2 separate regions of the Mus musculus genome follow, and region 1 is linked to region 2. A link is a loop called in an ENCODE intact Hi-C map of the cell type or tissue named here. Cell type or tissue: gastrocnemius. All regions are shown on one strand. Each heading gives the region's core, and the rest is flanking DNA. Links, peaks and the distances in the headings are about the cores only.

The links. Peaks named below come from ENCODE experiments on the same cell type or tissue, not always from the same donor. Only the 100,000 strongest peaks of a DNase experiment are listed, where the experiment ranks them.
Region 1: a loop joins it to region 2, with 8 times the contacts of the local background. A loop is called at or near these places in 16 of 42 quality-filtered maps.

The regions. Positions count from the first base shown.
Region 1 is chr6:45,322,254-45,325,181 of GRCm38, forward strand. All of the region lies in intron 1 of Cntnap2 (contactin associated protein-like 2), which reads left to right. Among named protein-coding and RNA genes, the nearest start is that of Cntnap2, 260 kb to the left of the region's middle. In gastrocnemius, for the core only: a CTCF peak has its summit at 1,443 (motif pointing right); a DNase peak (open chromatin) is centred at 1,455.
Region 2 is chr6:46,960,040-46,962,967 of GRCm38, forward strand. All of the region lies in intron 15 of Cntnap2 (contactin associated protein-like 2), which reads left to right. Among named protein-coding and RNA genes, the nearest start is that of Gm38801, 3.7 kb to the left of the region's middle. In gastrocnemius, for the core only: a CTCF peak has its summit at 1,443 (motif pointing left); a DNase peak (open chromatin) is centred at 1,442.

The DNA of each region.
Region 1 (2,928 bases), core at 317-2,816, 1.6 Mb before region 2:
TGTCAAATCCTTTAGATTTCTTCGCTTGTTAATAAAATTTTATGTGACTGCAGTCACATCCATTTGTACTATTGGTTCTTTGCTTTTTTTTTTTTTAATTTTTTAGCACATGCTACAAAGACAAAGACAAACAGTCATAGCAGAGTCTGTATGGCAATAAATCTGAAACATTTGACTTTTACCAAAAAAAAAAAAAATCAGTTGTTGAATTTGGCATGAAAGACAAAACTTATAAATGTATGAAATAATATTATTGGAATCCCAATGGGCAGTTTTTCAAATTAGTTTTTGCCTGATTTAAACTCTTTCATACTCCAACATCTCTATCACTCCAGACCCCTAGATTGACAAAACCACCATATATTCTTCTTGTCTGTATTTGATTTACAGAGTTTTATGTGACAGCAAAATCATATGATATTGGTGTTTCTGTGCCTAACGAATGTCACTCCAAGGTCTTCCTACTTCATGTATATTATCACAAATGACAGAATTTCCTTTTGAAGTTTGATTTATGCACTATATATGTAAATATATAGTGAGTGTGTTTTATGCCCCTGTGTGTATGTAAATACACACTCACATTCTCTTTACTCATCACTTTTTGATTTGTGACTTTTTGATGACCTGTAGTTTGACTCCAGATTCTCATTGGGTGAACAGTGCTGGGTTGCACAGGAACCTTTGGATATACAGTGCCATTGTGGACATAAGCCTATATCATATTTCATAAAGACTAAAGCTGAAGAAACTTGCTGTACAACTGAGCAACATACCTGAAAAAAAACTATAGAAGGAAGAATACATTTTGGCTCACACTTGGAAAGTACAGACCATCATGGGGAAGATGTCATGGCAGAACAACTTGAGGCAACTTGTCAAATTGCATCCCTAGTCATGAAGCAGAGGGAGATGAACAATAGTACTCAGCACATCTTCTCCTTACTCAGTCTGTAACTCTGCTCTATGACATAATGTTCCTTGCAGCTAAATTGTGTCTTCACACTTCAGCGCCCATTTAGAAAGTTACTCACAGACATCCTGATGTTCATCTCCAGATGCTTTCAAAATGATAGTTAATATTAACCATTACAGTGCACACAATTGATGTTTTCTAATAGACTTTAATTATTCTCATAGAACACACACATTCTAGGCAAGTAGGATAATGCATGTGCTAATTTGTTTCATTTATCCATTTCAAAATTTCAACATTCAACAAAACATGATGTACACTTTAAATAGGTTCAAACTTTGTTTAATCCATCAAAGCAATATTTTTATTTTTAGTACAAGAATTTATAATAATGATTCTACATATGTCATGCCAAGATTCACACACATTAATCAAAGGTTAAAACTATCATAAATGGAAGGTTTTAAGGTAGATTTGAAGTGTTTCCTGCAGCCTTTCATGGAGAGCTTGGGTGCAGTTTAGTTCAGCCAGCAGGGGGCGCTCCAGTACACTTGGTGGGTTTTGTTTTGTTTTAAACCTGAAAGTTCTTTTCATTTTTTTTTTAATAGTTCACATGCTTTGTTTTTGTTTTTGTTTTGTCCTAGCTTTGTTATTTCTTTCTTCAACGAAAAGCTAAAGCATCTCTGGAGTAGAGATTTCTTGCTTGAGTTCATTGAAATCAGGCCAGGGGAATCATATCAAGGCTATGGTTAGATTACTTCATAGTATACATGTGACTGCCTTCTCTGAGTACTGCCTACTCCTGGCATGTGTTCCCTTTTCTACTTGTAAGATGTATGTATCATTTTTCCCCCAAAGTACTAAAAATGCATGGTATAGAAGTTTAAAAGTTATTTCAGCAATTTCTCTGAGCTTCATATTAAGGCAGCCATGTCTTACTTGTATGAAGAAGTTATAAGTCCCTTGGAAGCCTTGCCTAAAATTAACTCATCAGATAAAGCCAGCTGACACAGAAGCAGTGCTTACAGAGTTGGAAATTCTGTCATTTGTCTGTGGCTCCTTTCACATTCCTATAACATCATAAAGCTGAGAGATAAAAGCTCTTTATGGCTTCCTAGTCCAGTGGTTCTCAACCTTCCTAATGTTATATCCCTTTTATACAGTTTCTTATGTTATGGAGAGCCCCAGTCATGAAATTATTTTCATTGATACTACATAAAGTTAATACTCATACTGTTAAGGATCATAGTAAAAGTATCCCTGTCTGTGATTTCCAGTGGCTGCAGGTGACTTCTGTGAGTGGGTCATTCAGTAGCCTTAATGAATCACGACTCCTAGATTGAGAACCACTGTCCTCATAGTTTGGAATGATAGCTAGCCCTAGCCAGGTAGGATTCTAGACTCCTAACAGTCGCAAGTGTTTTAAATTGGCCACGAAATAGGATTTATTCCAGCTAAAATGAACTCTAACAGTGACAAAAACAGACTTAGTTGGGAAGAAAGAACAATTTTCAATGTAGGTAATTTTTTAAAAACTAAAACGTAGTCACATGGTAATAGAAGAAGGTTGGGGGGGGTTTCTTCAGTACACAGCTAGAAAGGGTCTCTAAAATGACAGTTTTTCAATGAATTACACATGAGAGATTCAGGAAGAAGAATGATGGAAAATGCATAATGGTATCAGGAGAGTGGAGCAGGAGGTAGGAAGAGCCTCAGATGTCTGCTAGAATTCCTCTTCACTCTGTCGGGTGGCATTTCTCCAAATGCTTGGAGTTCTCACACATTCTCAAAGTCTCAAAAAGGGAATGTAAAACAAAGAGGTCAATAAATTAAAAAGAAGTATAGGATTTCCTGAGACAAAGTAAAGTATCTGAATAAAGCACATTATATGCTCTTGGAAACACATTTTTTTTTTTACTTTTGTTATTTTGTTTTGTTTTTGTTTTTGTTTTTTTAAGTTGGGAAAGAAGAACATGGTGGATAAAGAGTTCTCAGCTACTTAGGTGGATAAT
Region 2 (2,928 bases), core at 222-2,721:
CTTTGGTCTATGATGCAGAAGCAGAAATAGCACATGTCTCTCTGGACCTAAAGCCTTTAGGATACACTTTACCAAGTTTCCTTTGCATCTGTCATCACTGAGATTCTGTCAGCCCCACCCTGTACTCAGACTGAGCATGTAAAAACAGCAGAGGCTGTACTGCAGTAGACATGGAGCAGTCTCAAGAAACAAGCTCTTGTGTTAGGATGCTAAGATGTCAGGGCTTCCTGTCCTACATCCTACCCCAGCTCAGGTTGATTGATAAACTCAACCAATCCAAATTATCAACTTTTAGTGTCATATTCCCAAGGAACTAGGTAAAAGCTGGGATGATAATCATGAATAACCATATACCCATGCCCCCCTAGATAACAGTAGTAATTCCAGAGCTCTTTACTTTAAACCTTCACTATGCAAAGCATATTTTATCTAGGAATGCCCTTGTTGATATTACTGATGACAATTATAAAATGGAAATGAAAGGGAGAGAACAGCATTCAGATTTGTGGGTCCTAACTGCCCCTCTCATCAGGTTTCTTCCTTTACAAAAACAGAAATATATCCCCAAAGTAATGTGACTTTCCCTCATTATATAGGTATTTTGTTGCACTCTTCCACAACAAAAATAAGGTTGGTTTCAGAGATAGGGTAGGATGTTAGAGGTGCAAACTATGCACACATGTGGTATGTATTTAGTAATTGACTGTTTTTGTTGTAAGCATGCTACATACTCTAAAATAAGAATGAAACAGCAGGATTTCCTTAAAGATATGTGAGATATCCAGATACAACAATAAACAAGCATGTGAAGAAGTCAGTGTCTTAATCTGAGTGTTCTAGGCTATTCCAAGGTGGGCTTCTAATTGGGTCAGGGGGTGCTCATAGGAAAGTCTCACAGAACATCTGATGTCCAAACTAAACCTCAGAGGACAGGTGTCAGGAAGAAAGATATCTCAAGGAAACTGGGGTCACAGAGGGGAGGTCATTTTTCCCAACCATAAAATAAAGCAATAGAGTTTGGGGGTACGTGTAAAGATTAATGCATATGGGGAAATGGGCTTATGGGGAAACATCTGATGGTGAAAACTATGAAACCAGTTAAATACCAATGGATAGGGTAAGCAGAGCCACGGCCATGGCAGCTGAGAGGCTATGGGCAAGAGCTGAACCGGTTATATCAGGCTTGGTACCAACAGGACTGGAACACGAGAGAGAGTGCTCCAGCCCAAATGCTAGCTATCTGAGAGGCCTTGGTTGTGGTGTCACCAGTCCATGGGTTTCCAAAATGGCATGTTCTCTTACAAACTAATCTGAAAGTTCTCTTTTGCTTCAACAACGCACGACTGAGAAACAGAATCGCAGGAGACTAGTTTCTTCACAGGAATTCTCCCCAAGGCTAAGGCGGTTCACATGTGCACAAACCTGGTTTCCTACTGCCACCTGGTGGACAGCTCAGCAAAGTCCAGAGGAGGCAAGCGGCTCTAAGCCTTAGAGTGTTCCTTTACCCAGATCCCCAAAAGGCAGGTCTTTCCATAATGCTCGCAGGCAGAGGGTCTGCAGACACCTGGCTCCAAGCACCACACTATTCAGGGTGTCCCTTCACTACCCAGGACATCTCTCTCCTCCTCTTCAGTCTCTGGTGGCTTTCAGACCTTGAATGTCACTCTCTCCCCAGCATGCTTTAAAATTGATTCCCCCCCCCTAGTTTTTCTTTATGTTTTAATACGATATGCTAGACCGGGGGGGGGGGGTGAAAAAGGATAGTTGCCTTAATGTGAAGAAAATTGCATTAAAATTATGTCACTGGCTTAATTTCAGTATCTCAGCCGGCATTCTATCAACTGGAGAGCCGACAGGTCTTTTACATTTTATTCATCTGAGTGTCTTGTGTGGGAGAAGAGTAAGCTGTGCCTCCAAAACGATCTGAAATGATCTATACTCGATGAGAGGGGCCCACATGTATAGAAATGACACTGTTTTGTGTAATAACGTTTCATTCGCTGGATTTGGCTGGTTCTTCCATCAAATGTGATGAGAAAACAAGCGGAGCCAGTCATGATATTAAACACCCCAATGATCCCTCCAACATTTTATGCCCTAATAAGTCAGCGCTCGGCTTTCCAGCATTCTGTGTTACTCGTGACAGTCATTTAGCTGGTCAATTTCAAGCCAGCGATAAAACTCTGAGTAATAAGAGGGCAGTGTTGGCACTCCATATTCTCTGAGAGGAGATATCTATAAATTAAAGTTCCCAGGTACACATTCAATTTATATTTAACAACCAGTACTAAATGCAAGAGCACATTATCAGCTACATATATGGAAGACTAAAGCCCCTGAAAACAGCCCATTTCTTCCTGGATTGTTTATGTACATATTTGAAGAATTCTAAAAATTTAGCATTTCATGTATCAGATAACTTTTCTGTTTAAGACTATCACATAAAGCTAAGAATAATTTACATGTTGCTTGCTAAGAATCAAACTCTAAATGTGAATTTTTCTATTTTTATAAGAACATAGCTAGGGTTATTAAGCATCACAGATTCTCAAAATAACTTTATATTTTCATAAAATAACAGACCTTGTAATGTGGGTTTGGTGGCACACATGCCTTTAATCCTGGCACCTGAAAGGCAGAGGCAAATGGATCTCTGTGCGCTCCAGGCTGAGCTTGTCTACACAGGGAGTTCTAGGTCTTCCAGTGCTCCCTAGAGAGACCTCGTAAAACAAATAAACTTCTGTTTTGTGTGCTATCTGAAATAAGTGTGGGGGGGGAGTGGGAGATTGGGGGGCGGGCTTTGTGTTTCCTGCTCTATCTCCACCTTACTCCTTTGAGGCAGGGTCTCTCACTGGACTTGAAGCTAGGCTGACAGCCAATAATCCCCAATAATCCTCCTGTCGCCCTAGCTCTGGTCTTACTGGTACA